Linked DNA regions of Mus musculus: region 1 is linked to region 2. A link is a loop called in an ENCODE intact Hi-C map of the cell type or tissue named here. Cell type or tissue: heart. All regions are shown on one strand. Links, peaks and the distances in the headings refer to the core of each region. The heading gives the core; the rest is flanking DNA. Region 1 holds the start of Nudt13 (nudix (nucleoside diphosphate linked moiety X)-type motif 13). Region 2 holds the start of Ecd (ecdysoneless cell cycle regulator).

What was found. A loop is a pair of places that touch in the nucleus more often than their neighbours do. Peaks named below come from ENCODE experiments on the same cell type or tissue, not always from the same donor. Only the 100,000 strongest peaks of a DNase experiment are listed, where the experiment ranks them.
Region 1: a loop joins it to region 2, with 2.8 times the contacts of the local background. A loop is called at or near these places in 1 of 42 quality-filtered maps.

Annotation. Positions count from the first base shown.
Region 1 is chr14:20,292,577-20,297,961 of GRCm38, reverse strand. It overlaps Nudt13 (nudix (nucleoside diphosphate linked moiety X)-type motif 13), which reads right to left and starts at 3,272. Exons shown (of 9, transcript NM_026341.3): 1 at 3,170-3,272. In heart, for the core only: no CTCF peak of the experiment used is centred there; a DNase peak (open chromatin) is centred at 3,321; H3K4me3 peaks cover 1,209 bases; H3K27ac peaks cover 957 bases.
Region 2 is chr14:20,346,203-20,351,587 of GRCm38, reverse strand. Ecd (ecdysoneless cell cycle regulator) reads left to right here and starts at 3,467. Exons shown (of 14, transcript NM_027475.3): 1 at 3,467-3,794; 2 at 4,767-4,977. The coding sequence starts at 4,773. It overlaps Fam149b (family with sequence similarity 149, member B), which reads right to left and starts at 3,426. Exons shown (of 14, transcript NM_001024512.2): 1 at 3,194-3,426; 2 at 172-276. The coding sequence starts at 3,240. In heart, for the core only: a CTCF peak has its summit at 3,277; a DNase peak (open chromatin) is centred at 3,437; H3K4me3 peaks cover 2,575 bases; H3K27ac peaks cover 1,743 bases.

The sequences.
Region 1 (5,385 bases), core at 226-5,225, 54 kb after region 2:
CTTTTTCAACAAAAATTCTACTTCTAAGAATTTATCCTAGGGAGGATAAATTTAAGAATGTTAATTAAAAAATGATAGGGGCTAGAGGTGACTCAGCATTTGAAGGCACTGGCTGCTCTTCCAGAGGACCTATTCTGTTCCCACACCTAGGTGGCAGCTCAGAACCAGGAACTATAGTCCCATAGGACTCAGTGCTCGCTTCTGGCCTCTGCAGGCATCAGACGCACATGTGGTACACAGACATACATTGATACACATGAAATTAATAAATTTTTAAAAAATCATGAGAACGGGAGCCAGCAAGGTGGCTGAGCCACTATAAGCACTCACTGTGCAAACCTGATGACCTGAGTTTGGTTCTTGGAACCCATGGTGGAAGGACAGAGCTGACTCCCCGAAGTTGTCCACCGGCCTCCATGTGCATGCTATGGCACGGCACGCTTGCATCTGCAGGCACAGGCATCACACTCATAGAACAATAACAAAATGTTTAGTGGGGTGCCGGGCATAGTGGCACATGCCTTTAATCCCAGCACCAGGAGGCAGAGGCAGGTGGATTACTGAGTTCGAGGCCAGCCTGGTCTACAAAGTGAGTTCCAGGACAGCCAGGGCTACACAGAGAAACCCTGTCTCGAAAAACCAAAAAAAAAAAAAAAAAAATGTTTAGTGGGGATGGGGGTGTAGCTCGAGGATGTGGCTCAGCTATAGGATGTAGACAACTTGCCTAACATGCATGGGGCTCAAGGTTTAATTTTTAGCAACCCCCCCAATTATGATTAAACAGAATAATAAATAGCTTTTAAATTTAGAATGATCTGTGTAGTAGCAGGAAAGAGTATTCATAACATATTATTAAATGAGAAATGCCCATAAGGCAATGGGGAGAAGCTGGTCAAAGGGCACACAGTTCCACTTGGACAGGATATGTAAGTTCTGTAGATCTGCAGTACTGATGGTGACCATATACACTTGAAAACTAAGAGACCTTAAACGTGCTTATCGCAACGAACAACTACAAATATATAAGGTAATAGATATATTAGCTTGATTTACTTAATAAGATATACAAATATAAAATATTATACTGTATACTATATATATATATTTTTTTTATCAATTTACTGTTATTATTGTTGCTTTCTAAGATGAGTCTGGCCTAGAACTCACAATGTAGTCTAGGCTGGCCTTGAGCTAGAGGCAATCCTCCTATATCAGACCCCTACATGCTGAGATAAACACACATACCCAGCACCATACCTGGGTTTATTTGCCAATTATATATTCAGCTAGACAGGTGGAAAGACAAGTAATATTTGATTGGTCACCATTACCTAATTTATGTATAATTAAGAGAACAGATAAACATTCTGGGGTACATAAATTAATTTTTGTTTTGTTTTGTTATTTTGAGGTTAGATCTTTGCTTAAGTGGGCTAGGCTGGCCTTGAACCATGGCAATCTCCTGCCTCTGACTCTAGAGTGCTGAAATTACAAGTGTACAACACTTCACTTATCTGGAGTTACTTGGGTTTGTTTGTTTTCTGGTTTTGAGAAGGTGTCATATAACCCAAGCTGGCCTTGAACCCCATCCTCCTGCTACTGCCTATTGAATGCTGAGATTATAATTAGGCTTTTGTATTTTTCAGAAGTACACAGACTATAGACAGTGGCTAGTTTAGGAGAAAGAGATGGCGATGAAGGTTGACAGGGGCACATGCAATTAAACTGTTCATTTGTACACTTACAATTGTGTGTGTATGTGTGTGTGTGTGTGATGCATATGTGTTTGGTGCCTAAGTATGTGACTGCATGTGCATGATGCATATGCATGTGACTGTGAGAGAGAGAGATACTGCAGGCACACACATGCCACAGGATAAGTGTACAGGTCAGAGGACACCCTCAGGTGTTGGTCCTCACCCTCCACCTTATTTTGAGCCATGATATTTCTGTCATTCATCACTGTGTATACTAGGCTGGTTAGCCTGTGAGCTTCCAGAGAGTCACAGATGTGCACTATTGCACCCCACTTTACATGGGTCCTGGGGACTCAAACTCAGCAAGCACTTTATCTGCTGAGCCACTTTTCCAGCCCTGACTAAAATTTACTTATTTATTTTTACTGATTTTAAATTTCATTTATTTATTTATTTTTGAGACAAAGTATCACTCTGTAACCCAGGCTGGCCTCAGACTCATAGCGACTCTTTTGCTTCAGCAGGAAGGATTATAGGCTATCTTTAAATTTTAAAGCACATGCATATACATACATACACACACATATATATGTATATATAAATACAATAATGTATAACAAAACCAGTAGTTTCCAGGACTAACGGCTAAAAGAGGTTATTTTCACGCTACTGGAAATTTAGGCTACTGGAATTCCTCTGGTGAGGTTAATGGGTCCTGGGAATCGAGCTGTAACTACTCACTGCTCTTGTATGGCCATACAGCTACCTGGTTTCTTGTCCAATATTTGATACCAAATTAATTTTAGCCAACTGTCGATTATCATGGCCTGACGACTGGACAATATGTCAAACAGCATCCCCACACTTGACGCTCCTGGTGTGTGTGTATACAAAGAATTATCGATGAGATGAAAGGTAACGTTGTTTTTACTCAAAACTAATAAATGCCAAGGCATTTGAACGTATGAACTAACAACTTCTATGGCACACACACACACATTTCTCATTCTGTTCATCTTTCCAGATGGAATGACTTGAAAGGCATAAAGCGTGACCGTGGGTTCCTCCTGAATCTTCACAGGTGCCCAGGGAGCAGCCACTCCACTGTGGACTTCGATGGCTGGGAATGCTGGAAGCTGATGAGCAGCCGTGTTGCAGACTTCACGGTCTCTGTGCCCTGGTTTATATAAAAAGCTTTATGGTTTATTTCTAAAAGATCCCGCCACCATTTAAAAAATTAAGAGAAAAGGTGAAATATTGGAAACTTCCATTTTAAATAGCTCTTCAAAAATATTTCAGAAAATATTTAGAGGTACTCAATGTTGGGTACAAAAACGTCCGGTTTCTCGAGATTTGAAAGGTTTAAGTTAAAACTGTCAAACTCTGTAACCGAGAGCGTCTGGCAAGTTTTGATTATGGCTCCTTACTACATCCTAGTTGCACTTAGAACAGGTTTCGTTTCCTGTACTCACTCTTTTCGAGATGCCTTCTATGCCCCAATGGTCTGCACGCCCCTGGAAACTCCAAATGTTCAAGTTCAAATGGTTTCTCTTTTCCCTTCCCAGTGGGATTGACGCTTTGCCACACCTCCCAGAATCCTCCTTAAAGATGCACTCTGGGAAATGTAGTTTCATCGCTACAGCGCACGTAGGGGTGGTTGGGTAAGTGGAAATCTGACACACTTCCCAGCAGTCTCAGAGAGATTACCGATGCACTCTGGGAATTGTAGTTCAACTTTTAGGCCGGGAGCTTGTAACCTTGGGTTGCAAAGTTAACCTTATAAAGCATATAGTGAAACCCACCACAAACAAATAGCTTTAACAGTTTCCAGATCTTCTGGGCTAGATGCTGCTTAGCTGAATTGGTGAGCCCCAGGTTCAGTGGGAGACCCTGCCTCAATGAACAAAGGGGAAAGCCATGGAGGAAGACATTCCATGTCAACTTTACCCTCTACACCCACATACTTTAATGTGCACCCATGGACACACATGTGCCATGTACATATGAACATGAAAAAAAAATCTTTTTTTAAGGTTAGGAGTTCCGGGCTTAGCCGGGCGTGGTGGTGCATGCCTTTAATCCCAGCACTTGGGAGGCAGAGGCAGGTGGATTTCAGAGTTCAAGGCCAGCCTGGTCTACAGAGTGAGTTCCAGGACAGCCAGGGCTATACAGAGAAACCCTGTCTCGAAAAACAAAAACAAAAACAAAAAAAGGAGTTCCAGGCCTGCCTTTAATCCCAGGAGACAGAGGCAGAGCCCTCTGAATTTGAGGTCAGCCCAGTGTACACAGTAGACTCAGGTTATCAGGGGTGCATACTGATACCTTGCTTTAAATAAACGAGGGACTGTGCTTAGGTATATAGACGCTTTAGGTAAAACTCTTACCTTGGTCAATCAGTAGGATCAATCACCATCTAAGACGAATCTCCAGTAAAGCTACTTGGGGCTGCTTTCTTTCTTACTATGGGAGTTGCTTGCTTCTGTGAGAAGCCAGTGCTATTAACCACTAAGCCATTTCCCTAGCTCTTCAAAATATAATTAATGAGACAAAATATTAAAAGTACAGGATACATAAAAAATGCATCTTAATGTAAACAAAATTCTATGGGAGAAAACAAAATAAATAACTGTACACACGGTTGTAAGTGCTGGGGCAGAAGTTAAAGCATGGTAAGAGGAGGAGCGGTTTTGCTATTTTACGTAGGATGGATAGCCTCATTGTTAAGGCAACACTGGAATAAAGAGCTTGACAGAGCTGACAGGAACAGCCAAGTTAGGATTTGTGGGGAGAGACTTGTAGACAGAGTAAAATAAGCTCGTGCAAAGGCCCTGGGGTGGAGATGTGCCTGGCGGGTGTAAAGAAAGGTTAGGACTGGGGCTGGAGAAATGGCAGAATGGTTTAGAGTCCTGATTGTTCTTCTAGAGGACCTGGATTTGAGTCCCAGCTTCAATATAACAGCTTACAACCTTCTGGAACTCTAGTTCCAAGGGATCTGAGGTCCTCTTCTGGCCTCTGTGGGCATTGCTCAAATGTGGTACACAGTATACACAGACAAAACACCCATAACACATAACAATAAAAGGTAAAACAAAGAAATGTAGGACAGATCATTATAGATGAGGTCAAAAAATAGACAGGCACTAGATCACACGGAGCCTCACGAGTGTTATGTTTTTATAAAGCCATTATAATGTTCTGGGTTTATTCCGAGAGGGATAGAATGTCACCAAAGGGCTTAAGCGGAACAAGAGGACATTTTAAAAGAACCATTGTAGGGACAAGGTTACTAACTCCTGAATATAGATCTGAACACAGATCTAGATCATCAGAAAAAGGACAGCAGGCCTAGTTTAATGGCTAGCCAGTTTTTAATGGTGAGAGGAACGTGTGTGTGTGTGTGTGTGTATAAAAAGAGAGAATGTGTGGGTCTATCTGTCTCTCTCTGTGTCTGTCTGTCTGTCTGTCTCTCTCTCTCTCTCTCTCTCTGTGTGTGTGTGTGTGTAGTGTGTGTATAAAGAGAGAGAATGTGTGTGTCTGTCTGTCTGTCTGTCTGTCTGTCTGTCTCTCTCTCTCTCTCTCTCTCTCTCTCTCTGTGTATGTGTGTAGTGTGTGTAGGCCATTAGACATCATTCCTCAGGCACTGTTCACATGGGTGTTTGAGACAAAATCTCTCAGCCTGAAACTCTCC
Region 2 (5,385 bases), core at 307-5,306:
ACAAAGGGGGGGAGCGCTTTACAAGTCCAAGCTTCAGCAAGCCTCCAGCCTTAGGCTCTCACAGAGATAACATTTCTTGTTTGGTCTCACGAGCACAGGTGTGGTCCGAATGAACAAACCCTTTGCCATTAGCAAGTGCAACAAGCAAGCACGCATGCTGTGTGGCAGTACCTGTGAGAACTTGTATCTTTTCCATGGCTGTTGTTGGTAGAGGAAATGTCATCCAGTCGCTCTGGAAGGGGGTGGTGGTTAAGAGCGTGCTTTGTTAGTCCTTTCCTGGGAAGGATAATAAAGCTGTCTTTATATTTTACATTTCCTGTAAAGAAGTCACACTTACAGTATTGTACATGTACACGCATGCCATGGTGTGTATGTGAAGACTGCGACCAACCTGTGAGAGTTGGTTCTCTCCTTCCACTTTGTGAGTCCTGAAACTGAACTTGGTTGTCAGCCTTGGTGGCAAGTACTTTTACATGCTAACCATCTTGTTAGCCCCTAGTGAACATACTTTAACATTTTTTAAAAAAATCATGTGTAGGTGTCTATGCTTCATATGTACCACATGCACAAAGGATGTCAGATCTGGACTTTGAGTTACAGGCAACTGTGAGCCCCTGTTTGGAACTAAACTCAGATCCTCGACAAGAACAATAAGTATTCTTAACTTTTGAGCCACCTTTTCAGCCCTACCATATACTTTTAAATCATGTCTACCACTAGAGAAAAAAATTCAAGCGTACATTCTTAACTTTACAAATAAATACAATACAATTCAGTAAAATCTCGGAATGCTCACCTCCACTGAGAATGTTTGGAGCCAGACCACTTAGATTTAACACTGACTCTCACTTAGCTAATCATACATCATAAGCAGTTATTTAATTCTGTTTTAAGTGAAACGCATGCACTAGGGATTCATGATGTGTGGGCAGAGAAACTTGTAAGCCTCTGTTTAACCTACCTTGTCTCCTGGGTATGTCTGACTAGACAATTTTGTGGGGAAACAATGCCTGCTCTAGATAACTATGTCTGGAAGATAGAATAACTAATGTATTGTTTATTCCAGCAGACAAGCCCCAGCAGAAAATAGACTCCAGAGGAGTAGTGCCCAGCAGGTAGATGATTAAAAAATTATGAATGTTTTACATTTTGAGGTGGTCACACACACACACAAACCTCACACCTTGCTTATATGTGTAAATACAAATTTTAAATGAAAGTCAAGGCTGGAAATATAGCTTAGCAGTGGTACTTCCTAGCATATCTGAGGTACTAAGTTCATTTCTCAGAACCAAAAAAGGGTGTGGGAGACTACACTGAGACAATCAACCTTGCTAACCCCTTTTTAACATCTATAACTAGTAACTGCTAAAGAATGCTACTACTTCAAAATGGATGGGCTCTGTAACAGCTAACATTAAACATTCATTTAAATACACTATCATTTCTATGCATTTAATCCTCATTGCTCACTCTATTATGATTCCCTTTGGGAAAGGCTATTTTTAGGAACTATAAAAAACAGCATCAAGAACAAGTAGTACAATACACAGGGTCAGAAATTTCAGCTCAGGAGATGCCTATCCAGAGTGTCTTCATACAACATGTATTTTTAACATCTCTGGTTAGAAATAATTATAAAAGCAAATCTGGGGCTGATAAGATGGCCCAGTAAATAAAGGTACTTGCCACCAAGCCTCATGACCTGAGTTCAATCAACAAGACTCACATAATGGAATGAGTGACTCTTGGAAGCTGTCTACTAACCTCCAAATGTGTGCTATGGGCCGGGCAGTGGTGGCGCACACCTGTAATCCCAGCACTTGGGAGGCAGAGGCAGGTGGATTTCTGAGTTCAAGACCAGCATGGTCTAAAGAGTGAGTTCCAGGACAGCCAGGACTGCGCAGAGAAACCCTGTCTCAAAAAACCAAAAAAAAAAAAAAAAAAAAAAAAATCAAAAAAACAAATGTGTGCTATGGTGCACGCGCATGTGCATGATACACTAAATGGAATTTTAAAAATTAAAAGCAGATTTTAAGTTAAATCCTTCTCACTTTGGGGAAATGATTATTTCTTAGTTTTATTCCCTAAGGAGCTTATTATCTGATTTGCTGTTGTGCAAATAACATATTCCTTAATAGATAACATGCTTCTGAAAAGCAAGGAGAGGTTCTCTTCTTTGTATGGCTCTTTTACCAAGTAAAGGCGGGAAGAAGAAAGTAGTGCTATCACTTATTGAGGATCTATTATGTACCAGCCCTACGTCATCATTTTAGGTATACTTGTACATCTTAGTTGTATACATAGACAGGAAGGCCCAGATCTAGTTAAATTTCCTAAAAGCTAAGTGGCAAGAAAAGTATCCATCTAAAAATCTCAGGTGTGACTTTAAATGAATGTTATTGGAATGCATAATAAGTGTATGGCTGTTGAAATTGCTTACTTCAATGAGGAGGACCAATGGGACTTGGTTTAAACGTTCAGGCCCTATTGGGTTCAGATGTGGAAGCTTTCTAATTTTATCTGAGCAACAGAAGCTAGTTACAGCAATCTTTCAGAACTGCTGAAAGGACCAAGAAACTGCAGGTTCTTTTGAAATTGCAAAGTACCAGTCAGTAGATATAAGGCTCTATGTTACACTTTACTAAGGGTACAAAGCAGGTTTTTAAACTACCAAAGTGCTTGCTTTTTAGCATTATTTGCAGGGGGTGTGACGGCAATGTGTGAATTGCTTGACAACAGGCTTTACAATCGGATTGACCCTTGGTTTGTACGTCTGAGCTGCACCACCTTCTAGATACAACCTTTAGACCTGTGATCTTTATTTGTAGGATGTGCAAAGTTGGTCTCAACCTGATTTCGCTATTGCATTCAAGCAAACAGCTTTGCATGGTGTTCTGAACTAGACACGTTCAACGTTATTGTAGCATTTAAGCTATTATCTTCAGTGGGGTCAAAAGCACTGTGGGAACAACGGATGCAGCACTCCCTCAATTCAGGACCTAACAGTCCCAAAGGCACACCCTAAGCTGGTGACCCAAAGACAAAAGGCAGCTTCCACCAGGGCTGGGAGGTGAGAATCCGGGATAGTATTTTCCCTCCCTATGTCTGGGACGGGAAAGGAGAGGACGGGCCTTATAAGGTCCCTTGAGCTCCGGCGGCCCAAGCTGGGCGAGCAGAGCAATCCACTCACAGCTCCACGCTCTGCGGCACGGCCTTCCGAGTGTATCTGGAGATCATCCTCCTTTTTCTCCTCTGCGGCCAGGGCGGGCAAGCCAGGGCGGGGGCCTCGGGGCCTGGCCCTCCCGCCGGCTCCGGCCCGGCCCCCTCCTGCCACCTACCGGCCCCGTCTCGCCCCGTCTCGCCCCGTCGCTTAGATTCCGGACCGCCACCTCCCAGAGTTCCCACTCTATAGTCTTCCGACCTGCCTCCTTCCTCTCATGAGCGGAAGTGACGAAGGTACAGCGTCTTTCGGAAATTGGCTCCGATGCGCACTAGAGACTATACTCAGGGTTCCGAGCCTCACGACTTGCAGGCGTTCAGGCGTGGATCAGGGCCCAAGCGAACGCGAGGACCCAGCATGGGCCGGGATTGGGCGGTTGGTGGTCGCCTCTGACCAAGTGTCCTGCTGGAAGAGGCAGCCAAGGAAAGGTGCCAGAGCAGAGGCGCACGAGAGAGCTATTGAAAGGGATCGCTTTACTTTTGTCAGGTGGAAGAAGAGCGTCTAGTTTGGTGAAGGAGCACTATACCGCGCCAGGACAGTGCTCCTGGTGGCTCCTCTTCTGTACTCTCGGGTATGTCATTTTTCATTAATTCCCATGATCTCAAGTCCAATTCTGACTCTGTAAATTCTACATAAAGAGCCCTGCTTGGATTTAGGGTGAGGGTGGGTAGAGTTTTTCCTTGATCCGCCAGGGTGAGAGGCAGCACGATTCTAATTTACAGTGGTGAGTGGGTAGTTGCATAGAAGGTGCAGGTTCCTTATTGGTTCATTGCAAAGCCAAGTAAGCTTAGGAATTAAATTGCTGCGTTAGGTGGGCATCCGGAACCATGACCAATTATTTTGGGACGAAACTCCGACACGCAAGTGTTGGCACTTTTAAATCTTCTATAGAAGCCCTGTAGAGCAAGGGGCATTGCTTTTTAACGCACCTAGTAACACAATTTTAAAGGAAGGTGTTTTAGAGACGGCAGACTAACACTTTCATTTCACGACTAAGTAGAAAGCTCAAGAAAGTAAAGTGCCCAAAGTATGCCACCGACTGAAGCACGGTTGGAAGGTGTGAGAGAATAATGGATAGTAATGGAATGTTTTCAAACTGTGTTACACACACTGCTGCCGACTGAAGGGCAAACATTTATTTATTTGTGAGAAAGGATCGTCTTATGTTACCTAGCCTAGCCTCAAAATCCTGGACCCAGGTGATCCTTTTGCCTTGATCTCTCAGCTGAGACCATAGGCACACCTAGCTATTTTTAACTTTTATCCTCACATACTTCTTTGGTTTGGGAAGTGAGTTGTTGGACTTTCATTTACTCCATAATATCAAGGTTTCCAGTTCACATAATTTAATTTTAAGGAAGATAGTTTTAAGTCTGTTATTCAGAGGATAAATCAAGTGGTGTCTGGTAAAGGCCGGAACCATGATGGTAGGTGTGTATCAAATTTGGGGGAAATAATGTAGTCACCTAGAAGAATTCTGAGAATGCTGTTATTTCTCCTTTTGTGTGGCTTATGTCCCTTGAACTTTGATGGCCATTTTTAGAGAAGAATGGAGGGCAGTGGAAAGCTCGCAATGGTAGAGGATGCTGTGGAGTACCATCTCTTCCTGATACCAGATAAAGCCAGAGGCACAGAAGAGCACAGAGAGATTCTTCAGAAGTACATTGAACGGATAATGACCCAGTTCGCACCCATACTGGTCCCTTATATCTGGCAGAATCAGCCTTTCAATCTCAAATACAAGCCTGCAAAAGGTAAAGTAAGCCTTCCTTCTGAGAGACTTGTTCCATAACCTTAAAAGCCACTGACGTCTGCCCACATATAGCCAAGCCCCTAACTTTAACTCTATAGAATATCTTTATGGCTAGGGATGCGGGGACTGTGGCTGTGGTATGGACTCTCTCACTGTGCCTAAGTGTGAGTGCTGGTGCTGCGAAGGCCCAGGCTTGGGACTTAGTCACAGTTCTTTTTCTCTGCGCAGGACTTATCTCCATGATGCCTGTGGGAGGTTGCTTTGTTTCATGTAGCTGTTTTCCTGAGAATCCAAGAGTGACTTTGTCTGGCCAATAAAAACAACTAAATGGGTTTTGTTACTGTCCGTTGCCACCCAGAAGCATTTCCGGTGTCCTTTACTGCTGTCACCAGTGCTTACGTCCAACTCT